2 separate regions of the Homo sapiens genome follow, and region 1 is linked to region 2. The links are chromatin loops, found by intact Hi-C in ENCODE. Cell type or tissue: sigmoid colon. All regions are shown on one strand. Each heading gives the region's core, and the rest is flanking DNA. Links, peaks and the distances in the headings are about the cores only. Region 1 overlaps SLC25A48 (solute carrier family 25 member 48). Region 2 holds the start of SMIM32 (small integral membrane protein 32).

What was found. A loop is a pair of places that touch in the nucleus more often than their neighbours do. Peaks named below come from ENCODE experiments on the same cell type or tissue, not always from the same donor. Only the 100,000 strongest peaks of a DNase experiment are listed, where the experiment ranks them.
Region 1: a loop joins it to region 2, with 3 times the contacts of the local background. A loop is called at or near these places in 8 of 110 quality-filtered maps.

The regions. Positions count from the first base shown.
Region 1 is chr5:135,873,208-135,881,530 of GRCh38, reverse strand. SLC25A48 (solute carrier family 25 member 48) reads right to left here. Exons shown (of 8, transcript NM_001349336.2): 6 at 7,377-7,510; 7 at 1,434-1,563. The coding sequence ends at 1,441. Among named protein-coding and RNA genes, the nearest start is that of IL9, 18 kb to the left of the region's middle. RefSeq lists an enhancer at 3,472-3,973. In sigmoid colon, for the core only: no CTCF peak of the experiment used is centred there; a DNase peak (open chromatin) is centred at 529.
Region 2 is chr5:136,193,014-136,201,336 of GRCh38, reverse strand. It overlaps SMIM32 (small integral membrane protein 32), which reads left to right and starts at 8,175. Exons shown (of 1, transcript NM_001350994.2): 1 at 8,175-8,323. RefSeq lists an enhancer at 7,704-8,221. In sigmoid colon, for the core only: no CTCF peak of the experiment used is centred there; a DNase peak (open chromatin) is centred at 4,986; H3K4me3 peaks cover 542 bases; H3K27me3 peaks cover 1,170 bases.

The DNA.
Region 1 (8,323 bases), core at 179-8,178, 320 kb after region 2:
CTTTTCCTTTTATAAGAAAGGGCAAATAGCCAGAGAAGCTGTGAATGTTGCCACTTTAGCAAAAAGTGGAGAGCATTTTATTTGAAGCCAGCTTCTGGGGCTTGTCCTGGGCTGACTACAGTCTGCCTGATTGGTCAGGCCCCCTCCCTTTGTCCAGGTTCTGGCACCACCCGTGCACCCTGGCAGGGCTCTGCCGTCCCGAGAATGCCCCTGCCAGCTCACGGGGGAGGCAGCAGTGAGGTTTTATAGACAAAGATCATCCTTCCCAGGAGAATTTGTGCTAACCAAGACTGATGTCAAATGGCTTCTTGGTTGACTAGAAAGTTCAGTCCACACTTACTTTGTCTTCTGAGCTTTGCAGGTAGCCGGTATGGGGCCAGACAATGAGGAAGAAAAAACACAGGGAGGAAGAGGAGGCCTGAGGGCATATGGGGGTTGGTCATCCACCCATCCGATGACACTGCTGAGTGGCCCTTTGTGTGCTGGGCTCTGTGCCAGGCACCATTAGTGCAAAGGTAGGGACAGCGCAGCAGCCCCACCTGGGGAGTGAGGGTGTCCTCTGGCATTTAGGATGCAGTGTGGGTGGGGGTGGGGGATGGTCTGCAGAAGGCGCGACTCACCCTAGCTGAGAAAGCAAGCCGGCATCCTGGAGGAGGAGACTTCTACAGCCTGGATGGCAAAGAGCTGGTGAAGCCAAGGACAAGTAGGAAAGGAGCGAGAAGAGGATGTCAGGCAGAGGGGACAGCCTGAGCAAAGACCTAGGGGTGAGAGAGACGGCGGGACATTCAGAACAGTGGTGAGGAGTGAGGCTGGCGGAAGCAGGGTGAAGGCTTTATCTAGAGGGCAATGGGGAGCCAAGGAGGGCATGTGAGCACAGGAGTCAGACTGCTGTCTTTAGAAGAGTCCTCAGGCTACAGTGATCTTTCTGCAATGAGAAAGAAAAAGAGGGTATGGGAGGCAAAGAATGGTGGCAGAGACCTGTCCTCTAGGGCTCTGGCAGCCTGTGGGTGGCTCTCAGAGTCAGGCTGTGCAGTTCAGTAGGGAGGTGGGGAGACGGTGCCCCCTGCAGGTACCCTGGTTGCAGTCCTCACTTGTGAGCCTGGGTCACTTGCATCTGCACAGTGAAGGTAAAAGTACTTCTCTGAAAGGGCTGTTGAAGCTGCTGGAAGGGGAAACGGAGAGGCGAGCTGTCTGGAAACAGGTATATTCTGTGCCAGACTTGGTCCCTGGGGACCCAGCACACCACCAGTCACTGGTGGGCATTTCTGAACTGCTGTTTGGTGACGAAAAGGGTGGCAGCCCCAGCCTACCACAGATTAGATATGTGACAAACAACAGGACATTTCAGAAGGCCACAACATTCTCATGATAAAAAAAAAAAAAAGTTTCAAGTTCCTGGGAGGCACAATTGGCCAGGATGGAAGCACACTGACCTGGCGCTTATGGGCTCGTCACTGCGTGGTCCCCGCGGATAGCCTGCAGCGACAGCTCGTACCCAAGGAACATGGCCGCACTCATGGGGAAGCCCCGCACCGCGTTCACAGTGATGCCTCTGAAAAACACCTTTGCACAGGGGCCAGGTTATTGCAGGGGACTGACCCACACTCTCTGCAGGGCCACCAAGGAGGGGCAGAGAATAGCTAGTGGTGCTGCCTACCCAGGCCCGGTCCCCCACCAGAGCCCAAAGGACCTGTGCAGGCAGAGACCACACAGGGAAGTCCCAGTCATGCCCTGCCCTGACCCGCGTCATGCCTGGTGGTGCTTTTCCTCCCAGACCCTGATACACATGCACTAAATACTATAGGTAAGCTGTTGGGCCAGGCAAACACCTACATATGCTTTTTAAATTGCCCTCTCTCTCCCTCTCTTTCTTCTTCTCTCACATGTACACACACACACACACACACACACACACACACTCTCTCTCTCTCTCTCTCTCTCTCTCTCCTCGGGAATCTAGAAGCCCTGAGTAGACAGAGCACCCAGCCATGCCCAATCCCTGTAGCAGGGGCTTCACAGGACATCCCAAAAGTGGCAGAGAACAGAACTCGAGCTGTGCTTAAGACTCTGCAGACATGGGGTTGAGGCACGGCTTTGCCATTGAGTCACTTGGGCCAATGGCAAACTCTCTAGAACTCAATTTTCCCGACTGTAAGGGGCGGGTAATAATAGAATTGACCTGATAAGAATGTTGGAGGGACTAAATGAGATGAGGCTTTTCAGGCACTTGCACGGTGCCTGGCATACAGTACAAGCATGTATTAACTGCTGATTATCATCATCACCCTCCTTGTTCTTATCAATAGTCTATCACCTAATAGGGAGTAGGACTCAACCTCCATCACTAGGATGCATGCTCAGGAAGAATGGCCTGTGCTGATGAGCTGATGAACTCCGCCTTTGCTACTCCATGACACCTGTATTTGTCTTCCATCCCTAGGGAGTATTATGTGATGCTTCCCAAACACTGCCTATGATCTTCCTTTCCTCCCTCAATCTTCTTGCTTGGTGTTGTGTGTCGGCTCATAAATGTGATGGGATTCCAACTCTCAAGCAGTTATAACCCATTAGCAGAGACAAGGCCCCTTCAGGAACAATGACAACATGACCCAGAAAATGATGAGAGCAGATAAAAGCTTTGGAGAGGGGGATTGTGGGGAGGAGCTGGCCTTTAATGCATCCTCTGGTAAGAAACGACCACCTAAAAGCAAGTTCCCACACAAACGTAAATGACTTGAGAACTGTCAGGCACAGATAGAAACCTACTCTGATTCCTGTATAATTTTCTAAGTTTAAGAAACAGAAGTGGTCATTTTGTAAAGGTAGAAACCAACCCTTTTCATTTCCCCAGTTTCCTCAGTCTCTGGGCACTGTGGTATCAGAGTTGGTGCAGGCCTCTGTCACTGGCTAGGATATCAGGTGGCCTTCCTTCAGGAGAGGTGCCAGCACCTCACAGCAGCCTCCAGGGTGCAACATGTCCCTGGGAAAGGGGCTGATGGACAAGGATCCCTAGAGATGAACAAGTGGCTCAGCCAAGCCCTCGAGCTGTTCAGTCAGGGTGTAAGTGAGATCCTGGTAATATTAACACTCTTCTCTAATGTCTAACCTTTCTGGAATTCCACAGGCTCATCCAGAGTGACTGAATAACAGCCAGGAACTGGGTCAAACTCTGAGAGGAAAATTCCATGCCGGTGCCCACAGAGGTTCCCCTGTGGGTCTGGGCTTGGCTCTGCTCTGCAAGGCGGAGGCAGCCAGGGCCCAGCTTGGAGTGTGAGCCTTCTGTCCCACAGCCCCGGGCCCTGCAGGAGCTGTGGGCCACTTCAGACCAGCAGACAGCTCACCCTCCAGCAGCTGTGGCCTGCTCTGCTGCAGAGCCCACAGAAGGCAAACAAAATGCAGACCTGCCAGCTTTTACCCAGAGCTTTCAGAGCATATGACCTCCAGACCGAGTCCCCCCTCACTCCCACCCTACAAAGCCTCAATGTCTCCCTATGGCCTAGGGTCACTCTTTCCTGGCTTGCAACGACCCACATGCTCTCCCTTGCACTTTCTCTGGACGGCCTCTCACAGCTGACACTCTGGGAAGGTTAACAGCCTGTCATTCCCTTAAGGGGCCAGCCTTTTTCCTCCACTGGGCCTCTTCTGGTCCCCTCTGCCTGGAGTGCTTCCCAGGCCTGGCTTGCAGCCTGGCAGTGTCCCCATGGCCACCCCCAGGTGGATGATGGCCCCTCACCTTCTGTGCACTTGGTATCTCCCCATCACAGCACTCCTCACACTGTTCTCCAAGTGTCACTGACTTATCTGTCAGGAAGGACAGATAACAGAGGTGGGGGTGGGATTAGCAATCACAATCAGGGCAGTGAATGCAGGGCTGTGTGGATGGTTTGCCTCTGAGACCCCAGCACCTGCGAGCGCTTCGCCCAGAGTAGACCTTCCATAAACACATTAATTGAATCAGTGAATGGATGGATGGATGAGTAAATGAATGAATGAATAAATGAATTTTGGACGTGACAAAGGAAGAGCGTCTGAACTGAAAGAGTCCTGGTGCCTGCAGTTCAGGTTTCCTGGAGTGACAGGAAGGCTCCAGATTCCCCAGGGACAGCAACCCAGGGCAGCTGGCCCTGGTGCCTCCAGAAGCTGTCTACCTACAAATGCCCCCTCTGTCTGCCATTCAGCCTCATCTCACTGCCACAGCCCCTCCACAGCAGCTGCTTCCTTGGAGCCAAGATTACCAAGGTGCTCACCAGCCTGGTTATTTCAGATGGCAACTCTCCAAGTCAGAGCTATGGTCCATGTAGCCCAAGACGACCCTAACAGTGGGCAGAGAATGGCTCCAAAACTACCAGACTTTCCTTCTGTTTCTACTTGGGGATGCCTCGACAAGTCCATGGACTTTTGATTTTCCCCACCACAAAGGCTGCACCACTGATCATTCCTAAGTTGGTTACAAAGAGCTACTCAAATTGGTCACCATCGTCATTATTAATGCCTTTCTAACTCTTTCCTGTCACAAACTTCTTCCTCCATAGCAAGGTGAGAACAGATTGGAATGATGATGGGCTTTGGGCCTTGCACTCTATCTCTGCGAGCCACAGTCAAGAATGCTTGGGGAGGGGTGCTCCATTCAGCCAGAGCCCAAGCCAACTGGGAACTGGAGCCACCCCTGGGGCACTGGAGGAATCCTCTCTACCTTCTCCTGCTGCGGCTGCCAGAAAACTGCCTTTGAGACAACCTGATTGTTTTAGATGGTGTGATTATTTTTGTTTATGTTACTATTTATGTTCATAAGTAAACAGTCACATATACAAGCATACATAGATATGTACATACACATATATTCTTTTATACACTGTAAATGTTTTTGAAATGTATCACAAGAAACTTTACGGTAATTGCCTTTGAGCGAGGACAGGGACCACAGGCAGGGCATCGAGATAGTATATCCTCATGTAGTTTTGGAAGCTTCCTATGTTCATACATTACCAATTTTTGACTGATTAATACAAATTTTAAACAATTAACCTTGAACCGTCTGATCATGCAGTGGTTACTCAAGCTGAGTATTATTATCTTGACTTAAAACCTGTCTCTGAACCAACAGTGAGGACCAAACGCTATCGAGATTAAGAAACCAATCGTCTGACCTCAGCTGACTTCCAGGACTTCATTTTTTTAAAAGAGCACAGTAATTTTCAGAGGAAATAATATCAGCAATATATTTTGCCTCTACAGACTTTTTACGAATTATGACACATTAATATTTGGGGAAGTAGACAAAAACATCTCAAATAAAAATGAATCATCCACTTGAAACACTTTTATATCCCTCTATACTCATTGGCTGAATCACAAACTGTATTTCTGCTAAAAAAAAAAAAAAAAAAAAAAAAAAAAAAGAAGAAGAAAAAAAAGATACAAAAGACAATTGAGGCCGCACCAGGGCTGGGCTTCACCCTTCTGTCAGAGCAGCTCTTGTTAAAAATTTAAAAAAGGAATTTAAAATAATGAGAATAGGAAAGCTTTGAGTTTCTCCATCCTTAAAACATAAAGACAGAACTCAAGTTTCCTCCGTATCACATCTTCTTATACTAACCAGGGTCCAGCTTCTCCTCACATGCTATGATATCCTGCTCTTCATTCCCAGGGCACCACTAGGGTCTTGCTTAATGGGTAGTGACCAAAGGTGGATGCAACATTCCAGCTGCAATCTGGTCAGGGCAGAGGCCTCCACCTCCCTTATTCTACCCACTGTACTTCTATTAATGCAACCTTAGGACAGGTCTCACTGTTCGCTCACTGCCAACATTAGCTGATCAGAGAATGGGCTTTTTCTCTTTTGCTTACTGCTCTGTCCCCAGCTCCTAGAACTGTGCCTACCACATACTAGGTGCTCTAAAAATAAGCATTTGAAAACTAAAGCCCTTAGGCATTTTTCCCTAGAAGCCTTCATCAAATCGGATTGCCCCATCCTCTACAGAGATGATTGATCCATGATTGAATACTAAGGGCTGGACTTTACAGTGACTTCTGGTAGTTCTGTCTTTTAGTGTGGCCCTTTGATCTAGCTTTTGGATCTTGTCCCTCTCATGTGGCATGTTAGTTATTTACCTCAACACTGGGTCATCCAACTCTGGATCTTTCCCAAGTTGGGGGAGAGAGTAAAACAGGACGTCAGAAAACTTGCTGTAAGAGGCAGAGAAGGGGCAGTATAGAAATAGCTGTTGCCCGTGGTGGTGTGTGAGAAGCCCCTTGAGAGAGGTACAGGAGAAGCAAGCCAAGGACATGGATCCTGGGAATGGCAGCGGACTGCACTGGGCCTGGAAGGATGGGGCAGATTCATCTGGCAGGGCCTGGGGTGGGGCAGCCATGTGAGAAAAGACTCAGAGCTCCAGGGTAATACCGGTGCTAAAAAAATCAACACTGATAATACTAATGCAAATGAGAAATGGTTAACTCTTCCCTATGGGTTACATATTGAATGGAGTGCTTTTTGTATTAACCCACAAATGCCCCGCCCTTCATGGAAGGGATGATCATTCTGGGAGAAACTGAGGCCCTGAGACATGAAGCTGCTTGCTTGGATCCTGCCAGCTCACAGTAGCTACATCTGACTTTGAACCCATGTCTGCTGACTCTAAGAGCCACACCAAGAAAGCAAGGAGCCCGTGCAAGCAAGAGCCAGCAGGATAGTTCCTGCGGAGGGTGATGAATCTGTGTATTACCTTGGACACCAGACATGGAAGTCTGGTCTATCCTGGGGCAGCACCTTTTCAGGTGGTGGGAAGGGGTGTGTGTTAAGTTAAGCTCTTGAGCTGTAGGAAGAACAGAGGAGACACAGCCCAGGGAAACGTGTTGGAGGCTGCCTCCTCAGCCACGACCAGAGGTCTGGGGTCAGGGCTCAGGTGGGAGAGCAGAAGGCAGTTCACAGGGCCTGGAGCTGGTGAGATGAGCTGACTGAGGACAGGAAGGAGGCAAGGCAGCTCTGGCACTTCCCACTGGGAGGAGGAGTGGGGAAGGCACTGAGCCATGAGTGAGGAAGGGCTGCCCAACCTATCTTGATGAGAAGGCAAAATGCGGAGACAGACAGAAATGGACCAGGCCCAGGCGCCACCATGGACCAGCTGTGTGGCTGCGGCAGGTTACCAGCCCTCTCTGAACCTCTGTCAGGTCACATACCTATCTCCTCCACTGGCCATGTGAAAAGACCACCCAGGTGAAGTGCTTGACAAAGCACCCACTTGTGGCACCTGATACATAATCACCAGCAGCCCCCTGGTCTCCTGATTCCCTTCTCTATAGTCCCACATCCCCCTAAATGTGTGAACCACCTTCCAGGGACTGACACTGACCCCGCAGGCCTGCTGTGGGCTTACTTTAAGACCTTCCTTCTGGTAACTCTGGGAGATACAGTCCAGGACACCTTTATATTTGTTTAAATAAACCCCATCAGCTTGGAGTCGACTTTTCACGACATCCATAGGAGTCGCTGTCCCCCAAGAAATTGCTCCTGCAAAGAGAAAGAAACAGGTGTCAGGGGCTAGCTCCTTAGGATCTGGAGGGGCCTGGTTCCTTGCAGATTTCTACCATTTAGAGATTCATTAAGCTGGGAGAAGGGACAGAGCTCAGGCTTAGAACCTGCAAAGTTTGTTTCTGATTCTCCCTCGCCACTTGCTGTGAGACTTGGCAGAAGTTTCCTCCCTTCTCTAAGCCTTGGGCTTCTCATCTGTAAAATGGGATGGCAGTACCTATCTTTATGGGGCTGTTTTGAGGACCAAATGAATTGATGAACGTGAAGCATTGAGCAAGTGCCAGTCCACAGCCAGTGCTCGAGACGTGGCAGTATTTATTAGCAGTTTTTATTGGAGAAAGAGTAACAGGCTCCACAGGTACTTGGGAGCACCTTCCCAGGGCACCAGAAGAGAGCCCAGGGTGAGGCATGAGGCTGAAGGTTTGCAGCTCACTGAGGGCAGGATTTACTCTAAACACAGAGAAGCTAAACAAACACAGGCAGACAGGCTGCTCACAAAGGAAGGGCCAGCCTGGGGGTTGCAAAAAGAGAGCAGGGACAGCTTTTTGAAAAATCTCTTTTCTTTTTCAAGTATGTGGAATAGAAGCCTTGGGATCACATGCCACTAGGTCATCCTCATGGGATATGCTCAGGTAAGGAACTCTAGGAAAACAATGCCAGGTTATTATAGAAACACAGAAATTGGTACATTCCTAGATGGGGAGAGAAAAACAAATTGATGTTAAAGTCCAGGGCAACTGGTTTGCATGGTTTTGTAATTGCTGCGCAGTAGCTCTCAAAAGAGACCTTAGA
Region 2 (8,323 bases), core at 311-8,310:
GGAAGGACCACAGGAGTCAGGAAATGCAGGGGGATGCCTTGGTTAATACTTGACAATAGCATGCCCAAATGTATATGCCCATTTGCAGCTCCAAATGCTAGGTTCAAATCTTTGGGGTTGGGGGGCAAAACTTGAATTTTTAAAAGCATGCCAAGTAATTCTGAAGGGGTTGGGAGAGAATTCCCATGAAAAGAAATCAAGACCAGTCCCTGGAGGACTGCTGTCCCCAGCCCTTCAGCTCCCATTGGGGAGCTGTGGGTGAGGCTGCTTTTCTCGCCTGGATGGGTGAATTCAAGGGTGGGAGGGCCAAGGCTGGATGGCGGCTTTTCATATCTTAAAATGCCCTGAGCAACCTCGAGTATCTTCTTGTTTTCCCTGTTTGGTTCCAGCTAAGATGTTGAGACCATCCACTTACTAGTGAAGCCCAGCACCACTTCTGGGAGGAGTGTCATCTTAAAGGCTTTCTCCAAGAAGGGGCCAGATGACTCCAAGCCATCCAGTCTACTTCTCCCATCCACAGGCAGCTCAAAAGCAGCCTCCTAGTGGGAGGGGGTGGGAGAAGCCCCTTCCCCAGCAGAACTGGGGTACAGAGTACCCCATATGCCTCCCCAAAGGAAGGCTTCAGGATGGAGACAACCTCATGTCTGACCTGGGAGCCTGAGAGGAGCATGTTGAATTTCTATTGCCTCAGCATAAAATGGCAATGCTAATGTAGTTTCCAATTTAGGTTTTAAAATGCCACTTTAAAGGACAGCTTCAGTTCTCTCACTTAAAACTTTTTAAAAATAATCACATTTCCTCATGAATCAGGACATGTGCATATTTGTCCCTTCTTCCCCATCAAGGACTCACAGAGCATAAGGCATCCTCTTCCACAGACTTTAGATGACCACTGTGCACCTCTTCTTTGGACAGGGGGCTTTCTCTGCCCCAACCCCACATCCATAGCCCCTTCTGCCTGGGTCCACTGAGCAACCAGTGACACTTCTGCCACACTGCGTGAGAGACTTGCTGCCCAGTGACAGAGGGGGAGGGAGGACTGGGAAAGAAATAAGAGCTGCCCAGGCAGCAGCCAAGGGCAACGTTTGAAGCAGGGGGTGCTTGGTTGTAGCGAGGGACTTATCCAGACAAGAGAATGGAGATCCCTCGTAGTTTTATCAAAAAGAAACCAGGTAGTTGGGTTTTCTTTTAGAACTTTGGGAGGAAAAGAAAACATAATTTCACACCCTGAAGAAATATGTGCCTGAATTTTGTAAACTTGGATTTTCTTCCTCTTCCTAATTAAGGGTAGAAGTCCTCCCTACCCTTTCAGTGCATGTGGGGGGCAGGGATGGGCATAAAGAGTGAACGTTGTCCAAAGGATGTCTCTCCTATCCCAGGCTCCCATTAATCTGGGAAGCAACCTCAGGATTTGTGCCCAGGAAGACAGAGCCCCTCATAGGAAAGAGCTTTCTCTAGAGAACTGGATTTGTAGGGTTGACCTGGTGTTTGGGGAGGGATGGGGTGAGTAGGAGGGGGTGCCTGTCTTTGCAGGGCCAGGAGTAATCCCCTGAGAGGGAAGTCAGGCTTCTAGCTGCCCACCTAGGTCCCCAGCTCAGGAGCAGAATCTACAGGCAAAGAGCTCAAGCCTGCATGACCTGTTGCCGGCTCTCCTAGCCCCAGTCCTTCATGGGCTGGCCCAAACTGCTGACTCCTAAGAATGCAGAGAGCTAAAGCCTACACCTCCTGCTGCCCGCTCTCCCAGCTTCAGCCCGCCGCAGGCTGGCCCAGACCGCTGACTCCTGAGGATGCAGAGAGAAGGCAGGTTCCCAGTCCTAGAGCTTATTGCTGACTCAGACCAAGTCTTTCTAGCTGGTCCTGCCCTCAGCCATGGGTAGGGGTTACAAGTCAACGGGGCCATTCCCTGACCTCCCAACCGGCCTGCTCCTGAACCCTAGGAAGGTAGATCCCAATGGCCCTTCCCTGTCCTTCCTTTGTGGCCAAAAGCCAATCTGGATAGTTTTGTTTTGTTTTGTTTCATATTTTGAATCTTTGTCAGATTTTTAAACTTTTCAATTCATTTTGATTCCATTTTTCATTCTAAATAAATATTCACTTTAAAACCTAATTATTTGCTCTTTCTCAGAGAGATCCCCCAAGATGTAAAAGTTCCAGATTCCAAAAAACCTAGAACCACCCTTAAGGATGGACCACGAGGTGAGTGAAAGGCAAGAGGCTGCTATAGTCTCAGTGTCCAGCAATGGGGCTCTGAGCCTGGGCAGTAGCCAGCCCTGTGGAAATATTGATGGCAAGGAGAGGGAGAAGGCCCAGCAGAGACGACAGCCCAGGACACACGTGGGCCTGACATTGCTGACCACAGACATGAAGCTCTAGCCACAAGGGGGGGGTCTGCTTGACACCCTGGGCTCCCACTTCAGCCCAGACTCAGAGGCCTAACCCCAAGAATGAGGTTCACTCATTCACTCTTACCCTGGGAAGACTGAATATGAAGCACACAGTTAAGACCAACAGTAATCAGGTGAGGACTGCCTGGGTCTCTTCCACTAAAGAGAGGGCAAAAAGGCAGGGTTAGTTGGGACCAAAGGCTGGGAGAGGGGGCTTCCTCGGAGGGCTGAGTCTTGCTGGGACTTCAACCCTGGCACCCGCCCCTTCCTCTAGGATCTGACAGCCTTTTGCAAAGGCTCACCAGCCCCAACCTCAGCAGAGGAAAGACGACTCCATGCTTGGCTAGCAAGGGCAACAGTGCCACCAGCTTCATATGTCCCACCTGGCAGGGGGCTCCTAACAGGTGAGGTTTGCTTAGGAATTCCTTACGGCCTGACTGAGACACTTTCAGCTTGAGGCTCTTCTTACCGAATCCTTTCTTCCCTCTCTCCTCTCAGGGGTCAGAGCAGTACTGTGACCTGAAGCTCTCCCTGCTGCCTCTTCTTCGTGCCCCTTTTTTACCCATCACAGCTATTTCCCCTAATACATCTTCTGCATGTGCTTCTTGGAGGACCTGAGATGACACTGAGCCAGACTGAATTTTTCTTCTTGCCATAATCAGAATAATTAAATAAGATTAAAAGACAGAAACTTTGTCGTTGTGTGATTCATGATGTTTAATGCTGTGCCCATGCACTACTTAAAGTAATATGGCATCCCACTTGAAGTATTCTTGCCAAATTTTAGAAAATGCAATCCTAGACAAAATCAAACTTTTTCTGATGGAGTTCTTTTGCCCTGGCCTCACTACCAAGTCCCAGACCTTTTCATGAAGCAGTCCTGCATCAGTGCCACAGATGAGTCGGGGCCTCTGAAGTGACTAAACACACCTGCTCCCTGCCTTGCTACCTGTCTCCATTTCTGGGACTAAGGCACTCTTTCTGGCTCCCAGTCTCTCCATAAGTATAACCACAAAGGCCAGGCACCCTATCCTGGAAGCCTAGGGACAGGGACGTGAGGATGTTAGCCAGACCACCAGGGGCCCCTGAGCCTGGCAACTGATCCCAAACAACAGTCCTGTTCCCAGTCTTTGGCCATATACTGGCTCTATCCCAGCTTTAGCCTCCTTGCCAGTACTTGGCCAGAGTGATGGCTCATCCCTTAGCATGCAGTGACCCCACCGTGACCCCATCCAACACACCTAGTTGAGCCCAGGCAGCAGGAGGAATGTGGTTTCACCACCATGCAAACCTCTGCCTTTCCCAGAGAAAGCAAGATGATTGGGTCCAGGGGGTGACTATCAGTCTATCAATCCCAGGATCCTGCAAGCCTTGGGTCGCCATAACCTGCTTGGCTTGAGGTTATACCACTAAAGGGACCTGGAGAGGCAGATGAGGTCACATGTCATTGGGACCATAGAAAAAAATGTTGAGGTGCTAACCAATGAGTGGTGAGACCTGATTCAAAAATAAATGGCACAACATTCACCAGCCTGGTGAATCTTGAAACTGACTCCATCCCATCATCTGATCTGACCAGAGACCAGCAAGCTGACAGGACCACGGGACAGAACTGGAGACACCCTTTCTGGGATAGGAGACAAAGCCCTTTCAGAGCTCTCTCCTTGCAGAATCATTTCTCCCTCACACCCCATCGTCTCTCCAGTTACCCCACTCCACTAACCAAACTGCAGCCATTTTGAAAGCCCTGGCAAGACCATTCTCCAAGCCTCCTACAGGTTATTCTCATTAGGAAAGCTGCTTCATTCCAGAGTCTGGGCTTGGGCTACTTGCTATTTACTTCTTAAAATGGTTATTGTAGGCTGGGCATGGTGGCTCACACCTGTAATCCTAGCACTTATAGAGGCGGAGGCAGGCGAATCACCTGAGGTCAGGAGTTCAAGACCAGCCTGACAAATATGGTGAAACCCCATCTCTACTAAAAATACAAAAAAATTAGCTGGGTATGGTGGCTGGTGCCTGTAATCCCGGCTACTTGGGAGGCTGAGGCAGGAGAATTGCTTTGAACCCGGGAGGCGAAGGTTGCAGTGAGCCGAGATCGTGCCACTGCACTCTAGCCTGGGCGACAGAGCGGGACTCCATCTCCAAAAAACAAAAAATGGTCATTCTAAAATGTAACCTTAAAGTCACCAACCACTATGGTTGCCAAAGTCATCTAAAACGAGCAAACAGAAAGCCACTAACAGGGGCAATGATTTAAAAAACAAACAAAACAGTTTTGCAAGCAAGGGCATCATCAGCATTCACAGAGGAAGTGGCCATCCCATTCTCCAGCAGACTAACACCCACACAGGGAAAACCCACACCAGCCAATCTTCAATTGTCTGAACTCCAATCTTCAGACAGCAATTTTTCACCTTTGATCTTCACCCCCAGCTTCTGCGTGACGCTGAGTAGTTTAATAATAATTCCCTTGGCGTGTGGAAGAAACAGAAATAGCTCCACCAGGCACCACAGGCCTGCGCAGCACAGTTTATGAAATCCTGGGGCTCTAATGCTCCCAGTCTCCTAAGTTTCCATTAAACAGCTGCCAAATGGCTCTCGCTGGCAGGAAAGGCACCCTTGCCTCGCCTCCCTTGGTTTCTCCGCAGACAGGTCAGGAGGGAAGAAACATGTGTCACTCAACAACTACGTAATGGGAAAGAGGTTGCCCTGAGGTCCCCCCCTGTGACCTCTGCCTGTCAAAGCCAACCTCTAAGCCCCTTTTTATAATCTTTTCCAAAGACTTAAATGTATGGGTACACAAAGCTCCCTTAATGGAAGGTCGCTCTGGCTTGTATAAAGAGCTGTGTAAACTTCATCTCTGCATTTACTCAGTACCAGCCTTGTTTAATTTCCTGCCCGGGGATGTGCAGGGAACGTGACTGCCCTCTCAGGGCCCTGAACATCTTTCAGAAAAGAAACAGTACCCTCCCTACTTCAGGGCCCCCCAAAAAGCAAGACACCTCCTCCAACTGTACTAAAAGGGAAGGCAGTTTGACCACATGCTCTCTGTTGAGTTTCTCTTTAGAAAAGGCAGCTTCAGACTGAGTGGACAAGCACAGACCACAGCTGGAGGGTCCCCTACACCATAACCAGCTATGTGATCTTGGCAAGTGACACCACTTCCTGGGGTTCTGGCTTTCTCCTTTAGAAAATGAGGGGATAGATGTGCCTATCACAGGTTGCTGTGCGGAGAAAGATGAATGCTAAGCCCCCGCCTAGTGCTCAGCTTGTGGTAAGAGGGCCAGGAATGGTAGCTACTAGAATCATTCTGCCATGGCAGAAGGTTCATTATAGTGGCTAAGTGCATGGACTCTGGAGCCCCACTTCCCACATCCGAGCTCCAGCTTCTTCATTCACAGGTGGGAGACCTTGCATGTGTCATTTCTATAAAATGCCGCATGGGAACAGCAGCAGCTGTGGGGAAGGAATGAGCAGTGTTGGGGACATCAGGTTCAAAGATTTCCCTGCCCACCACCACTACCATCCCTGTTTCACCACCATCCCCGTCCTGCCACTATGACCAGCGAAGCTGCAGAGACCTTCCATCCACACCAAACCCTTTGCAGACACCCTGCTCCACACCATTTCCTGGATAATCACAGCCTGTTTCCAGAGGAGGACCAGAAAACACTTATTTACCATTGCCCCTCATTTTATAGCCCAAAAGGCTGAGGCCTGCCCCAGATTCCACTTACAGCCTCCCAAATGAGCTGCCTTGTGTCAGTAAGCCCCCCTCCTGGGTTCATACCTGGGGTTATGGTGGACCTGAGAGAAAGTGGGGGAGGTAGGCCATGCCACTTCCCATATAGATCCCAGGAGGAAATTCCAGGCCAAATCCCAAACTGAGCTACCCAAGTCCCGCATTCATGCCTTCCCAGGACCCAGGAAGTTACTGACAGCAGGAGCGTCACCTCCATCCCAACCCCCTCCATCCAACTCATGAGCTGAGTCTCCCCCTGGCTGAAAGTCCTGGTGAGGAGGCCTGTTCTGGCTTCACATAATGTTCTCTAGCGTGCTGCTGGCCGAGAAAAATGCTGTCTGAAACAGGTCAGGTCTTCAGAGAAAGGGACTCCCCCCATCTCCTGAGTGGCCCACTGCCACTGCTGCTGCTATATCACTGATACATGGTGGCTGTCCTGTGCTAACACGGATAAGCCCTGGCCCCTCTCAGAGCCAACTCTGCCATCTGGAAAATGAGGCATTGATGGCAGCCATGTGGAGGGGCTCAGCATCCTGCACCCTGGAAGCAGACCAGGCAGCCCTCTAGGACCAAGGGGGGCTCTGTCTGGGATGGTGATTGGTAGATGGGGCAGTGCTGAATACTGTCAAGCCCTGCTAAAACCCCCACAGGTCCATCTATGGGACTAAGTGAAAAACACCCAAGAGGGCATTTTTGTACCTCATTTGGCAAACACTGTAGAGTCAGGACTTGGAACCACAGTTTCAACTTCGACAAAGAGCTCACGGAGGTGATTCTGCCGGGCTGAGCAGGGATTTGTGGGTATGAGCTCTGGCCAAGGTCTGCCTTGCACACCCTGATTGTTCTTGTTATGCTGGTGGCCAGGCATGAGGTGCAGTGGGAAGAGAGAATAACTAACTCATCTTTCTACTGGCTCTCTCAGCCAATGTCACCAAGCTCTCCCCATGTATTGCACCCCTGAATGGGAGATGAGGAAAAGAGGAGAAAGACATGGATGTGAACTTGGTTGACCCTTTGAGGGTCTCTGACAAATGAGCAGACAACAGGGCTGGGACTAGGGTGAGGGGTGAGGCATCTAGGGGCAAAACTGAAGGAGACACCTACTCCCAACCCTGCACTTGCAGACTCTGAGAGCGAGTGTCTCATTCAGTATTGTGCTCTAGACTTCTCACCCACCTCCCCCTAATTCTGGCCCTGAAAGAAAATGACAGGCCAGAGGTGAGGGGTGGGTGCTTGTTGAGAAGTGCAGGGGCTGTGGTGGTCCAGGGTGGTTGTTCCCACTCTAGTCTGGGGGTCCTGGAAGACTTTGCAGAGGAAGTGAGCAGTTCAGACTCCTGGGAAAGGAGACACCTCCCCACTCAATCCAACTGATTGCACACCTCTGTCCTGGCCACCTCGCCTTTCCAGACCTGCCAAGGGCAGGGGGGCAACTGCCAGCGCCATGTCCTCCTTTTGCCCCTCTGTGCCCAGGCAGAATAGGCAAAAGGGAGCTGAACATTCTTGCACACGGTGCGGGATGCACACAGACCGGCAGGACGCAGCCGGAGAGGACACGGGGCCCACAGAATCAGTCCTGGCTTGAACATGCTTGTCTGGGAGCGCGTCTGCACACCCTTGGAGGTGGTGTGCCCGGCCTGCGCTACCCAGCAGCCAGTGGGCACTCGGAACAAACCAGGCCATGCCTGGAGGGAGCCTGTCAAGGAGGATAATGAACGCAGGTGTGCACGCTCAGCTGAGCTTTGTCTCTGAGTTGGTTTGCTTACCTCAACGGTTTGTCCCTGTTTGGCGTGTGGCTCTGTTCATAGGTCTGTAACTGTGTCTTTGCCCGTCAGTCTTCCTGTGACCCTGTGCTTTTCTCTCTTTCTCTCTCTCTCTCTGTCCCTGTCTCTGTCCCTCTGTCCCTGAGTGATGTGAGGCCGGGCTGGGGGCAGTCGCAGCCGCGTCCTCTCTTGCCCTCATTGGTTCGCAGCCGCTCCCCCGGGCAGCCGCCGCCAGTCCCGCCCCTCCCCCGAACCCCCGCCCGGGACACGAGCGCGCTCAGAGCCGCCAGAAAGCTCAGTCTCCTGCTCAAAACAGGAGCGCAGCAGCCGGAGGGAGTGGGGACAAGCTCGCTGAACACTGGGCGTCTCGACAGGGACCAGAGCCTGCAGGACTGTTCCGAGACGCTGCGGTGGCGGCGGCGCCGGAGGACGCG